Linked DNA regions of Homo sapiens: region 2 is linked to region 1. A link is an interaction called in ENCODE POLR2A ChIA-PET data of the cell type or tissue named here. Cell type or tissue: Caco-2. All regions are shown on one strand. Each heading gives the region's core, and the rest is flanking DNA. Links, peaks and the distances in the headings are about the cores only.

Region 1 (7,620 bases), core at 2,028-6,027:
CCTCAAAAGTAAAGGGGAAAAAACCAGCCCTAGAATCTACTGTGTCCACCATGAGCATAGACTCAACCACTGGACTCAAGAGCCTGCCAATCCACAGTGGGTCTGTTGTCCTTGGTGCAGAAGATGCCATCTGACCTCAAATGACATGCTGACACTGACCAAAGTGGGGTAGTCAGTCCACTAGTGTGCAGAGGCCAGGTAGTCTCTAACACCAGTGACCGATGTCAGCCCACTCTCTAGGTCCTTTCAAGAATCCTAACTTTTGGAAAACCTCTCCCGGAAATATCAAGTGTTGGTATTGTATTTACCTGGTGTTCACAGTGTTTGCAGACCATATTACTAGTGAGTCTTCCATGAAAAGGATGTTGAGACTTCCAGTGATTGGATGTAGGGTGAGGTGACCCTGGAATGCAAAAAGTTTTTTGATATGTCACTTTTAGCCCTTTGGCACCAAGCTCAACATTCATCTTCCTTTCTAGCATGTGGTAGAAACTACCTCTTAAGAAAAAATATTCTTGAAAAGTACATTGAAATAGCTTTCCTCATTGACTTCCATCCAAAAGACATCCCATTCCTTCATAGGAGAATTTACACAGATCTATCTTTATATACGGTTTCTGTATAATGGGTAGAGCCACATTTTAAAAAGGAATTTGTGTTGAATAATGTCTTTTTACAAACATATGCTTAAAATGTTTGAGATGTCAAAAGAAGGATACCACAAGTGAACATTCCATAAAGCGAGATAAAATCTTCTGAAATAAACAGAATAAGCAAGTTCTGAATAACTAGGCCTTTCTTTGGCTAGAATGGGGTTTAATGGAAAGAACATAAGTGAGAAACCTGGGCTCTGGAGTTGTGCAGCCCAGGGATCAGCTCTGGCTGTGCTTCTTATTCACTACCTGACCTGGGAATGCCTTTAATCTCTACAAGCCTCAGTGTGCGGAAAATTGGGATAGTTATTATCCCATTAACTCCAGTATCATCAACTTTGTAGAGTTGTTATGAGGCTTAAATGAGATAATGCAATGCCTGGCAAACAGCATGGGCTCAAAAAATATTTGTTCCTATTACTACACAGAGGAATTAATATGCTAATCTTATTTTTTAAGTCTTAAGAAAACAACAATTTCCTCCTAAGGATGACTGTGGTAATATGCAATAGAATTTGGCAGCACTGGAAATGCTGAGGACACGACAGATTCAGCTCATTATGTTCTTCCCAGGATCAATTCAAAAAGGTAAAAAGAAAGCCCTTGTTTGAAGTACAAATAAGCCAGTTTCAAGAAAAGTCAGCTGGGCTGGGGTGCAAGGGAACACCAAGAGAATCTATTTAAAGCTATTTCCAAAATACAAGTTCCTTTGCAAGCACATCACACTTCAAGCTGGCCTGTATGTCACCAGAAAAAAATCTTTTTAAAACAAGCAAATTATTATCATATCTTAAAAGTCCACATCTTATGTGTTATATTTCAATGGAAAACAGCTACCTCTTGTGCGGCAGGTAATTTGTTTGGGAGTTATTTCTGACTGCTGCTGTAGGGGAGAAAAAAAAAAAACAGACTGAAAACCTTACTATAATCCCTTTCACCACCCTCACCCCACCCCTAAACCTTACAAGTTTCTACGTTGATTACACCACTAAAAATCAACTTTTAACAAAGCTCAGGTTTCTAAAGGTAGCCTCAATTAGCCTATCTGGCTGGATACTATGAATATTCTTTCATCAAATGCAATAGAAACATATTTCTTCTCTCCAGAATATTTTCATCCTTACTGGTTAACTTTTGTCAACTCCTCCGATATTTATACTGTTACAGGGAAATGAGGGCTCACTTAGCATTCCTATGGCCCCTGTTCCCCTGTATTAAACAGGAAAAAATAACACATTCTTTATTCTCAAAGCCAACACAAATTGCAGCAATGAATCATTTGAAAGAGCCTTGACATCCCTAATCAGATCACCAACTGCAAAGCATGTAGTTTTAAGACCCTCCCCTGGCCTCATTCCCACCACTGATTTTTACTGAATCTTACTTTTAAAGTTGTACAAAGATTACACTTGCCTCCCCTATACTTATTAAATATGCACAAGCTGCACAGAACGTGTTGGAAATATTAATGGTTTACCTCCAGGGAATGCACATCAAACAAATGTGTGACCCGAGGCTGGCGGTCTCGCTCATCTTCCAATGACGAGGTAATGACATGGAATAATTCGTGAGCATCCTGTCATAGGGCAAAGCATTCTTTAGAGAGGTTGGAAGAGGCAAGAGCAAGATCAGAACTACCCACCTCGGGCAGACACCCTACAGTGAATGTGGGTAGAATTTGCTTTCTACCTTCTCAAGGCCCAGCTCATTAAAGAAAACAGTTATGTCCTGGACACTGTCACGAGTGAAGACCCTCAAGCAAGAGGTCCAGGAGCAGAGAGCAGGAGAGAAAGCCAGGTGGCTGCCTTCACGCCAGCAGTCTATGAGACCATTCTGTTTCACTGAGACAGCCTTGACCTCCACTCCGATTTCAAAAGATTATGTTTTTTGTTAATTGTGGTAAAATACACATATCATAACATTTATCATCTTAACATGAATGATTCTGTGGCATTAAGTACATTCATGTTGTTGTACAATCATCACTGCCATCCATCTTCAGAACTTTCTCATCTTCCCCAGCTGAAACTCCATATCTGTTAAACACTGATTTCCCATTTCCCCTTCCCCAACCCCTGGCACCCACCATTCTTTATCTCTCTAGGAATCTGATTACTCTGGGAACCTCACACAAGTGGAATCATACAGTGTTGGTCTTTGTGACTGGCTTATTTTCCTCGGCATAACGTCTTCAAGCTTCACCTATGTTGTAGCATACTGCAGAATTTCCTTCCTTTTTAAGGCTGAATAATATTCCATTGTATGAAAGTTTTGTTTACCTATTTATCAGCCGATGAACACTTGGGTTGCTTCTACCCCTTGGCTATTGCGAACATGCTGCTATTAACCTGAGTATACAAATACCCTACTGAGTCCCTGCTTTGAATTCTTTTGGTTTGTACCCAGCAGCGGGGTTGCTGGATCCAATGGCATGGGACTACTCTTGAAGGATCAACTCAAATGGCTCTCTCCCCAAAAACCCAAGCCACCCCTCACTCTTCCGGGAGTAACGGGGTCACAACACAGGCCCTCTGCTTCTCCTTTGGTGTCCCCTCACACTGCCACCAGAGCAATACTTTAAAAGGCAGATAGCTTTACTCTTCTGCTTTTAGCTTTCCAATGGCTTCCACTACTAGAGTAAAACCTACCATTCTTATCTGGCCTACAAAGCCCCCAACATTCACAATGTCCCGGCCCCTGGCCTCTTTGCTGTTCCTTGAACATATCCAGCTTATTCCCATTTCGGGCTGTGCTCAGACCTTCGCACGGCTACCTCCTATCCTTCAGGTCTCTGCCAAAAGAGCTCCTCCACAGGGCATACTCCCCAACCAATTATCCAAAGCTGCCTCCACCCCTCTGAACTCTAACCCACCCTCAGCCAATTCAGCAGCAGTCCTGAAAAAAGGACCCTCCTCCAAAATACGCCCTAAATTCCTGAGGACTCTCAGCTACCCTGCTTCGACCCCAGTCTGAGCCACACCATCTCGGCCAGATAACTGCAGCGGCCTCCCACCTTTCCTCTCGGCTTGCATTCTTGCCCCTCCAGCCTTCCTTTTCTAACAAGTCAGATCAAACCAGTCCCCAGTTCAAAGTCCTCTAGTGGCTCCCCGCTGCAAACACAATAGAAGCTGATGCCGCCCGCAGCCTCCTAGTCCCTGCACAATCTGCTCCCTGCCAACTTCGCCAGCCCCTCTCCTCCACCGCCCTCCCCGCCCTGGCCTCCCTGCCATTCTCCACAGGTGGCAGCTTTATAACCATCTCCAGACTTATACCCTAGCTTCTTCATCTGTCTGGAATGCTCTGTACCCAGGTGTCCACACACTTCACTCTCTTTTATACTTCCGGTCTCCGCTGAAACCTCACCTCCTGAGAGGAGCCTCCCTACCTGGAGCAGTCTCCCCCTGTAGCTTGGCTCCTCCTCCTCTGCCCTCCCTATCCATGCCATGTTACACCAGCTAGTTTCTTGTTAGCATATCCTGAAATCCCCTGCTTACTGTCTGCACCGACCCCTGCCTGCTATCCTCATCCCCCACTGGAATACCAGCTCTAAGAGAGCAGGAAACTCCTGCAAGTCATGTCTGCTGCTACGACTCCATTGCCCTCGACAGTCCCCACCCCAGGCAGGCATTCAATAAATACTTGTTGCCTATATAAATGAATTCCCTCCTGGGCTATAAAACTGCAGCTGTAGAGTGGAAGTAGAGATTCAAAGATAAATAAGGCAAGGCTCTAGCCCCTGAGGGACTCACAATCCAGGGGAGGTGTGGCAGCCTAGCTATTAGCCAACGGCACACCAGAGGTGCAGCCCTGTACAGATGAACAGGAAGCAGGGAACCTGGAGGAGAATCAGCACTTCCTGGGAGGCTCAAGGAGCCCTCACACACCAGGCATCTGGGCCCAGGCTTGAAGCAGATCCGAGAAAGGATGGAGGTGGATCTATAACCTAAACCGTGGGTCAGCCATGTAACAACTAGGCCTTAAGGAAAGGGACAGCACTGCAGAGGAGGGGGAGCTTGAATGTGCACTGTAGCACTAGACTGTCTTAAATCCTGGCTCTGCCCCTTAAATAGCTGCATGATTCTGGGCAAATCATTCCACTTCTCTGAGCCTCAGTGTTTTTCCATCTGTAAAATGGGGACAACAGTAATTCCTTACATGGTTATTGTGATAATAAAATCAGGTAATTTGCACAAAGCAAGCCTTTGGCCCAATGCATCCTCTGAAGCTCTAGCTTTAGACAAAGAAAATGGGTTGACAATCAGGGAAAATCTGCTCCTGATTGACTGGATCGCTGATAATAAAGATGTGGGCAAGGCCCATGCTAGACGCTCTGGGTACCTTCAAAGAGAAAAAGGCCACCGGACAGACGTGTTCACCTCTTTTTCCTGCAGACTACAGCACGATGTGGGCTCAGTGACTGCTGTGGGCTGAAGATGTTGGAAATACTTCCAAGGAGTGACTGGGACCTAAGTGAGTCCTTGATGGAGAAGTCGGACCTTAAAAAAGTTATCTGATGTCCTTGGTGACTAAATCTCCAAGTTATTCTCTCAGTTTAGGGAAATGTAAAATGTAGATAAATAATTCCAGTTACCAGAGGAGGATTTTAAAAGTATTTTCTAAATAGAAAAACGTTGCAACATACAATTGGATTAACTGAGATACATTTTAAGAAAGTATAGATACCACCACCATGTCTAAAAAGTGACCTGTGGCTTCAGAATAAAGCAAAAACAAGAGAACACCTTTAAAAATAAGGGGTGCTAGAAAGCCTCCCCAGCTCCCTTTCCAAAAGTCTCTCGATGCCCCTCACGTCGGCCCCACAGTTTTGGGAGGTCCAAGATGCCGCCTCCCATTTCTCTGGATAGTGGCGGCAGACAACGCCTACACGAAGCTGGACAAGGCCATCTTGGAAGTGTGGCTGTGGAGGATGCACCTGTATGTCACTGGGGGCTAGATTTTTTCATCTCTAGAACTTCATTCTCTTGGCCTCTGCTTCAGACTTGCTGTTGGTAACAGCGGTCTGGCGGGGAGGAGGGTGGCCAAGTTCCAAAAAAGGCAGCAAAGCTGTAGTTGTGGAAAAGGGAGGTGGGAGTGACTGAATACGGCCTTGAAATTGCATATGACATCTGCTTGAGGTTTCGGGCTACTTTAAGCAAAGCTCCGAAGATTGATTTTTTAAAAAATGAGGGTGTGGTCCAGAAAAATCTTACCTAAACCTCTGGGCCTCCAAGGTAAAGTCACCTGCCTCTTTCTAAAGAACCCAGGTGTCCCTATCACTTATTGGAGTGCCAAGTCACTCAAGAACTAAAAAGATTTTGCTCTTTGGCAACTGTGTGTTTATGTCCCATCCTGCTAACCTTCCATCCACTGAGTGAAAAACAGCTGTATCTCCCCTCTGATCATGAGAGCAGGAACAAAGTTGGTACTCTGGTCCCAGAACACTAAAGTTGTCTAAAATGTCACAGAAATGTACACTGGGGCCAGGCAATTTTAAGGTCAGGCCCCAAGTCACTAGGGGAAAGGATTCTCCAAGCTAAACCTGTTCAAATGTTGTACTCACCTGTTCTTCAAATGATGAGATCTGCCATCTGTACATTCTTAAGACATCCAACAAGCAGCTTGCATCTAAGACCTCATCATCAGTAACTTCTTGGCAGGACAAGGCTGGAAACAAAAAAGGTAAGACAATTATTAAATTCATCAGCATAACAACTAACCAGAAAACTTGCACAGTATAACATATCAAAGTTAATTAAAAATTAAAGACCGCAGGCTGGGTGTGGTGGCTCATGCCTGTAATCCCAGAATTTTGGGAGGCCGAAGTGGGCAGATTACAAGGTCAGGAGATCCAGATCATCCTGGCTAACATGGTGAAACTCCGTCTCCACTAAAAATAAAAAAAAAAAATTAGCCGGGCGTGGTGGTGGGTGCCTGTAGTCCCAGGTACTCGGGAGGCTGAGGCAGGAGAATGGCATGAACCCGGGAGGCGGAGCTTGCAGTGAGCAGACATCGTGCCACTGCACTCCAGCCTGGGTGACAGAGTGACGCTCCATCTCAAAAAAAAAAAAAAAAAAAAAAAATTAAGGACTGTAGGATTAACCTTAGAATTAGGTATTTTTCATCATTCTTTGTAGCTTTACCCAATGCTTAGTACTCTATTAGGCATTTATGTTTACTGAATGAATGTAATTTTTCATGAGGCTGCAGCATTTAAATGAAGTAACCGATTCCTGTATCTTCAAACTATCATCATCAATATAAATTTGTTGCAAGGTTCTTATTGAGCAAAATGATTTTAACTCACAACTTTCAGGTTGGGAGGGCCCTTTAACATTCATCCAGTCCAACCCCATATTTGGTGCTACACTCCTCTCCACAGGGCTGTTTCCCAAGGCCTTTGCTTGTATTTGTTTGTATTTGAGTTTCTGATTTTCAAGGCAAAGCATCAAGCTATATGCAGCAGCCTAAAGGGTCTTTTGAGTAGTGTACTTTTCTTTTTTTTTGAAACAGAGTCGTGCTCTGTCGCCCAGGGTGGAGTGCAATGGCGTGATCTCAGCTCACTGCAACCTCCGCCTCCTGGGTTCAAGCGATTCTCCTGCCTCAGCCTCCCGAGTAGCTGGGATTACAAGGCATGCGCTACCATGCCCGACTAATTTTTGTATTTTTAGTAGAGATGGGGGTTCCCCCATGTTGGCCACGCTGGTCTCGAACTCCTAACCTCATGATCGCCCACCTCAACCTCTCAAAGTGCTGGGATTACAGGTGCAAGCCACTGCACCCACCCGAGTGGTTTACTTTTCAATCACAGGTAGAATCAGGCCTAATAAAAGTTTGATGGGCTTATTTATATTATAATTACTTCTAGACCAAGGATTGGCACTTTTTCTGTAAAAGTCCAGAAAATAAACATCTTAGGCTTGCTTTTTTTTTTTTTTTTTTTGAGACAGGGTCTCATTCTGTCAGGCTA
Region 2 (7,620 bases), core at 2,417-6,416, 360 kb after region 1:
TGTGCCTGGCATGTAAATTTTGTACATTTAACTTCACATGGTAGTATTATAAGAAGCATGCCTTTACACTCTCCTAGAGGTTGAGGATTATCACCTGACTAATAAGATGAAGGTTTTATTGCAAGAGTACAAATTTTCTCTGACACATAAAGCCTTTAAACCATAGAGGTAGACCTTATTTTTACTTGTTCTTGGTTAAAATATTCACCCAACATGTAAGAAAAATTTTAGGCCAGGCGCGGTGGCTCACACCTGTAATCCCAGCATTTTGGAAGGCTGAGGCAGGCGGATCATGAGGTGAAGAGATCGAGACCATCTTGGCCAACATGGCGAAACCCCATCTCTACTAAAAATACAAAAATTAGCAGGGTGTGGTGGCACACACCTGTTGTCCCAGCTACTCGGGAGGCTGAGGCAGGAGAATCGTTGAACCTGGGAGGTGGAGGTTGCAGTGAGCCGAGATTGTGCCACTGCACTCCAGCCTGGTGACAGAGCGAGACTCTGTCTCAAAAAAAAAGAAAAAAAAAAAGAAAAATTTTAACTTTTTTGTTTCCTTAGATGTTAAGTATTATGAATATTAGTTATCAGCTTTTACATTTTATTTGAAGATAAAAAGAGGAGTGTGTTATCTCCTTATTAAAAATTTATTATGACAGTTGCTGGATAGTCAAAACCTGTCCCGTAATCCATTTTTTTTCTTTTTAAAGTGAAAACAAGTTTATTAAGAAAGTAAAGGAATAAAAGAATGATTACTCCATAGGCAGAGCAGCCCGTAATCCTCCTTTTTGGCCTTCAGTATCACCTGGAAAACTTGGTGAGGGAGACAACTGTCCATGTTTCTAAGATAGAGGTTTCAACCAACGCCCAGAGAGAGCATCTCATAGTTGAGCCTGTGTTCTCAACCTATTCCTGCATTGTCTCAAAGGTGTATCAATTTTTATTATAATAAAAACCATTCTAGAATAGTTGCTGTTGTATTGGAAAATAGGAGGAGAGTGATAAATTACATCTTAAAAAGACAAGTAAGGTTTGTATTTCCCATGTTTTGTAGAGGTTAAAAACTCTGTTGCATTATCTCCCATTGAAAGTAAGTTTATTTTGAAACTTGTAAATATTCCTTTGATTTGCTTAGTGAATAACTTACTGCTACATCGTCTTCCTCTTTATTACTGAGATGATCTTACTGTTGCAAGCAAGGGAAAGCCTATGCAGTTTTAAGAACTTGTACTTGAAAGACCTAATGAGCAAGCAGTTTTTCCAAAGTTGAACCACTCTCTGACAGGACATTTAAAATCATACCTAGTATTTCCTTGGAATTTGTGCCTATTGTGTTAGTTCAGGATTTTTTCATTTACTCTTTTTTTTTCTTTTTTGAGAAAATTAGATCCCTTTATAAAATGCTTTAGTTTTAGGGGGACATTTTAGTCATCTAATTTATGATTTGATCAGTTTGGGACAATATAGCTGATAACAGAACTCCTAAGTTTGGTGATATGCCATCTTAATTTAAAGGTTAAAACTGAACAGTTTTTAAAGTGGTAAAACACTAATACCATTTGACAATGCAGACAGCTCTCTTAAGAAGAGGAAGTTTTTGTGTTTGGGATAGTTCCCAATTTTTCCTTTGTTTGCAGAGAAATTAAACTGCAGAAATACCGTGCTGAAATGGGAGAACATAAAATTCTGTAAAGAGTCCTTGATAAGTGGTGCCGGTTCTTTTATATGAAAATTCTACTTTTAGCCCATAATCAGTAGGGACTTGCTTAGGTTTTCTCCCTGGATAGGGAAAAGCTATTACTGGGCTCTTAAATAATAATTGCCAACATTTGTTAGACAGTATGTACTATGCTTCAGATTCTATGCTGAGTACTTTATAGTTTTTTTAAAAAAACAGTTTGGAGATATAATTCACATACTAGACAATTCACTCATTTAAAGTGTACAGTTCAGCGGTTTATAGTATATATATATAATCAAATAATCTGCAACCATCAACACAGTCAATTTTAGAACATTTTCATTACCTTAAAAGAAACACACCAGGCATGGTGGCTAATGCCTATAATCCAAGCAGTTTGGAAGGCTGAGATGGAAATATTCCTTAAAGCCAGCAATTAGTTAGAGACCAGCCTGGGCAACATGGTTAGACCCCCATCTCTACCAAAAAAAAAATTAGCCTGGTGTGGTGGCGTACGCTTGTGGTCCCAGCTACTTGGGAGGCTGAGGTGGGAGGATTGCTCGAGCTCAGGAGTTTCAGGCTGCAATGAGCTATGATTGAACCACTACACTGAGTGCAGAGTGAGACTCTGTCTCTAAAAAAATAATAAATAGACCGAGCACGGTGGCTCACGCCCGTAATCCCAGCACTTTGGGAGGCCAAGGTGGGCAGATCACCTGAGGTCAGGAGTTTGAGACCAGCTTGACCAACATGGTGAAACCCTGTCTCTACTAAAAATACAGAAATTAGCTGGGCGTGGTGGCAGGCGCCTGTAATCCCAGCTACTTGGGAGGCTGAGGCAGGAGAATTGCTTGAACCTGGGAGGCAGAGGTTGCAGTGAGCCGAGTTTGAGCCATTGCACTCCAGCCTGGGCAACAGAGCAAGACTCCATCTCAGAAAAAAAAAAAAAAACTCTAAGCAACCATGAATCTACTTTCTGTCTCTCTAGATTTGCCTATTCTGGACTTTCATATAAATTAGTATGTCGATTTTTGTGACTGGTTTCTTTCATTTATAATGTTTTTAAGATTCATCCAAGTTGTAGCATGTATTAGTACTTCATTCCTTTTTATTGCTGAATAATATTCTGTTGTACAGGTAATATCACATTTTGTTTATCCATTGGATACAATGGATAGTCTGTATTTGGGTTGCTTCTACCCTTTGGCTCTTGTAAATAATGCTTCCATGAAGACTCATGTACAAGTATTTGTTTGACTACCTGTTTTCAGTTCTTATGAGTGTATACCTAGGAGTGGATTGCTGGGTCTTATGATAATGCTTTGTTTAATTGTTTGAGGAACTTTCAGACTTTTCCACATCAGCTGCAACATTTTGCATTCCCACCAGGAGTGTATGAGGGTTCTGATTTGTCTATATTCTCATCAACCCTTGTTACTCTCAGAATTTTTTATTTTAGCCATCCTAGTGGGTATGGAATAGTCTCTCATTGTGGTTTTGATTTTCATTTCTCCATTGATTAATGATGTCCAGCAACTTTTCATGTGTATTGGACATTTGTACATCTTCTTTGGAAAATGTCTATTCAAGTCCCTTTGATTCATTTTTAAATTGGACTATGTTTTTATTATTGAATTGTAGGAGTTCTTTTTATACTCTAGATACAAGTGTCTTATCAGATATAAAGTTTGCAAAAGTTTTCTCCCATTCTATGAGTTGTCTTCGATTTCTTGATAGTGTCCTTTGAGGCATAAAGTTTATAAATTTTGATGGAATCCAGTTTTTCTAATTTTTCTTTTGTTGCTTGTGCTTTTGGTGTCATATCTTAGAATCCTTTGCCCAGTCCAAGGCTGTGAAGATTTACTCCTATGTTTTCTTCTCAGAGTTTTATAGTTTTAGCTCTTATGTCTAGGTCTTTGATCTATTTTGAGTTAGCTATTTTACGTATTGTCCCAGTACCATCTGTTGAGAAGAGTTTTTCCACTGAATTGTCTTGGCACTCTTGTTGAAAATCAGTTGACCAAAGATGTATGAGTTTACTTCTGGACTTTAATTATATTCCATTGATATAAATGTCTGTCCTTATTCCAGTACCACACAGTCTTGATTACTGTTGCTTTGTAGTGAGGTAAGTTTTGAAATCAGGAAATAGGAGTCTTCCTAACTTTTTCTCTTTTTTCTCCCCAGGGTCATTTGGGTATTTTTGGATCCCTTGCAGTTCCAATCAATCCCTTCATCCATTTCTACAAAGAATTCTTCTGGGAGTCTGATAGGGATTGCATTAAATCTATATCTTAGTTTGGGGAATATTGCCATCTCAATGCTAAGTCTTCTGATTTTTGAATGTGGAATTTCTTTTCATTCATTTGTGTCTTTAATTTCTTTCAACAGTATTTTGAGTTTTCAGAGTATGAGTCTTTCATCTCCTTGATTAAGTTTATTTCTAAGTATTTTATTTCTGATGTATTGTGAGTGGAATTGTTTTCTTAATTTCACTTTTGGATTGTTTGTTATGATTTTATAAAAATACGGCTAGGCATGGTAGCTCACACCTGTAATCCCAGCACTTTGTGAGGCCAAGACAGGAGGATCACCTGCGGTCAAGAGTTCGAGACCAGTCTGACCAACATAGTGAAACCCTGTCTCTGCTAAAAATACAAAAATTAGCTGGGTGCAGTGTAGTCCCGGCTACTCGGGAGGCTGAGACAGGAGAATCGCTTGAACCCCGGAGGCGGAGGTTGCAGTGAGCCAAGATTGCACCACTGCGCTCCACCCTGGGTGACAGAGCAAGACTCCATCTTAAAAAAAAAAATGATTTTTATATATTAATCTTGTATCCTGCAACCTTACTGAACTTACTGGTTCTTTTAGTGGATTCCTCGGGATTTTCTGTATATAAGATCATGTCTTCAGCACACAGAAATAGTTTTACTTCTTTCTTTCCAATCTGAATGTCTCTTACTCCTTTTTCTTGCCTAATTGCCTTGGCTAGAACCTGTACTACAATCCTGAATAGAAGTGGCAAGGGTGGACAAGCTCATCTTATTCTTGATCTCAGGGAGAAGGCATCTTTCGCCATTGAATATTGAGTTAGCTGTGGTATTTTCATGGATGCCCATTATCAGGTTGAGGAAATTCCCTTCTATTCCTAGTTTCTTGAGTGTTTTATCATGAAAGAGTATTTAATTTTGTCAAATGCTTTTTTTTTGTTTTTTTTGTTTTTTTTTGATTCAGAGTCTCACTCTGTTGCCCAGACTGGAGTGCAGTGGCACTGTCTCGGCTTACTGCAACTGCTATCTCCCGGGTTCAAGCAATTCTCCTGCCTCTGCCTCCCGAGTAGCTGGGATTACAGGTGCCCACCACCATGCCTGGCTAACTTCTGTATTTTTAGTAGAGATGGGGTTTCACCATGTTGTGCAAGCTGGTCTTGAACTCCTGACCTCAAGTGATCCCCCTGCCTCAGCCTCCCAAAGTGTTGGGATTACAGGCATGAGCCACCATGCCCAGCCTCAAATGCTTTTTCTGTGTCTGAGATAATTGTGTGATTTTTTTTTCTTCTATTGATATAATGTGTTACGTTAATTGATTTTCAGATGTTGACCCAACCTCGCATTCCTAGGATAAATCCCACTTGATTGTGGTGTATAATTCTAATTCTTTTTCTGTGTTGCTTGATTTCGTTTGCTGGTATTGTTGAGGATTTTTTGCATCTGTATTCATAAGAGATATTGGTCTGTAATTTTCTTGAGATGTCTTTGTTTGGTTTTGGTATCAGGATAATACTGGCCTCATACAATTAGTTTGAAAGTGTTCCCTTCTTCTCTATCTTTGGAAAATTTTGTGAGTACTTGGTATTTTTTAAATGTTTGATAGACTTTAGCAGTGAAGTCATCTGGGTCTGGGCTTTCTTGTCTGTGGTTGGTTTACATTCTTTTTTTTTTTTTTTTTTTTTTTGAGACAGGGTCTTGCTCTGTCACCTAGGCTGGAGTGCAGTGGCGTGATCTCGGCTCACTGCGACCTCTGCCTCCCAGGTTCAAGCAATTCTTATGCCTCAGCCTCCCTAGTAGCTGGGACTCCTGGCTAAGTTTTGTATTTTTAGTAGAGACTGGGTTTCACCATGTTGCCTAAGCTGGTCTCGAACTCCTGACTTCAAGTGATCTGCCTTCCTCGGCCTCCCAAAGTGTGGGGATTACAGGCGTGAGCCACCATGCCCGGCCTACATTCTTATTACAGGTATCATTCCCTTCATTTTGTGAATGGGAAACTGAGGCTCAGAGAGGTTAAGTAATTTGCTAATATGTTGCAGAGCTCAGATTTGAATCCAAATTATCTTATGTCAGTTACTAGGATGACAATAGTAGCTAGTATTTATTGAGTGATTAATTTTGTGTATTTAACCATACAAGGTACTATTATAGCATAAGAATCTCCTGCCACCATCCCATCACCAATTGATCATTTAATGATCACTTCAACTTTATATGCATTGTACCCATTTTTGGATAGAGAATTTTACACTTAATGGAGACTTAGTGACTTGCTGTACTGTACCACGGCCAGGAAGTAAATAGTACAGCTGTGCTTCTCACTTACGAGGCTGTCTGACTCTGGAGTTTGCTCTCTTAATTGCTATACTCTATTGTGTGCCTGGAGGGCCTGAGACATTCTGTGCAAGAAAAGCGGCTATGCCACATGTACACAGGTGAGCCCAGATCAGATTTGACCTTGGAAGTGAATGGGCTCACACTGCCCTTCAAGCTCCGCTTAGAGATGCCTGACTCAGCACAGCACTGCGGAAGCACTGGCTTTTCTTACTGTCTCTGCCCTGTAGCTAACATTCTACTCTGTGATTGTAGCAAAAGAACTTCTATATCATTCTATCCACATGTATTTAGGATGAAAATAAGTATGCATAATATGGAAATAACTTTTTTTTTTTTTTGAGATGGAATCTTGCTATGTCGCCCAGGCTGGAGTGCAGTGGTGCGATCTTGGCTCACTGAAGCCTCCGCCTACCAGGTTCAAGCAATTCTCTTCCCTCAGCCTCCCGAGTAGCTGGGATTACAGATGCCTGCCGCCACACCCGGCTAATTTTTGTATTTTTAGTAGAGATGGGGTTTCACCATGTTGGCCAGGATGATCTTGATCGCCTGACCTCGTGATCCGTCTCAGCTTCCCAAAGTGCTGGGATTACAGGTGTGAGCCACTGCGCCTGGTGGAAATCACTTTTTAAGGTAGTTTAGTATGTATGTCAGCCAGAAGATTTGTATAGTATCTTTCAATGAAGACAAAGCATTTTACATATTTATATTAATCTTCCTATTTTTATGAGGTTAGATGGTATCTGGCCTATTTGAGTGAAGAGGAAAAATCGTCTCTCTTTTTCAAGTGAGAGGCCTTCCTCAAATATCCATTCACATTTAAAAGTGAGGTTCTAAAAGCTGACCTTATGCCTGTGTGAGTGGAGGGGCACATTGAATGGTGGACCTCACTGAGGGCAGTGATGTCTGATCTCTTGTGGGGTAAGGCAGGTGGTATCTTGGGAGCCAGGAGGAACAAGGGGCTGGAGGCCCCACTGTATAGAACCAGGCTGTCAGTGAGGCATCTGTTCACACCTGTGCTGGGTGTCATCCAGGCCCATAGTCAGGCCTCTCCTGGCTTCTGCTGGGGAGAGGGCAGGCCAGTACCCTGGTTGTGCAGCCCTGGGATCTGGGTGTCCAGCTGCTCCTAATTCAGGCTTTCAGTCATTTTCTCTGTAGTCCCTCTCCCACATCCCTGTCTTTGGAGACACACAGTTTCTCCTTGGAGTGTTCTGGGGATTCACAGTGGGCCTTGATGTCCTTTTTGTGCGCTCCTCCTGAGACTCAGCTGAGTAGAGGACACTCACACTTCAGTCAGTTACACGTGCATGACAGCTTTCCATCTTCGAAAGTTTATTGTCA

What was found. ChIA-PET counts read pairs that join two places held together with the same protein. Peaks named below come from ENCODE experiments on the same cell type or tissue, not always from the same donor. Only the 100,000 strongest peaks of a DNase experiment are listed, where the experiment ranks them.
Region 2: POLR2A ChIA-PET joins it to region 1 with 9 read pairs; 2 of 35 experiments call an interaction of 5 or more read pairs at or near these places.

The regions. Positions count from the first base shown.
Region 1 is chr12:109,066,221-109,073,840 of GRCh38, reverse strand. USP30 (ubiquitin specific peptidase 30) reads right to left here. Exons shown (of 13, transcript NM_032663.5): 4 at 6,214-6,317; 5 at 2,131-2,229; 6 at 1,491-1,536; 7 at 309-403. Among named protein-coding and RNA genes, the nearest start is that of USP30-AS1, 16 kb to the right of the region's middle. In Caco-2, for the core only: no CTCF peak of the experiment used is centred there; a DNase peak (open chromatin) is centred at 4,429.
Region 2 is chr12:108,703,472-108,711,091 of GRCh38, reverse strand. All of the region lies in intron 1 of CORO1C (coronin 1C), which reads left to right. Among named protein-coding and RNA genes, the nearest start is that of CORO1C, 24 kb to the left of the region's middle. In Caco-2, for the core only: no CTCF peak of the experiment used is centred there; no DNase peak of the experiment used is centred there.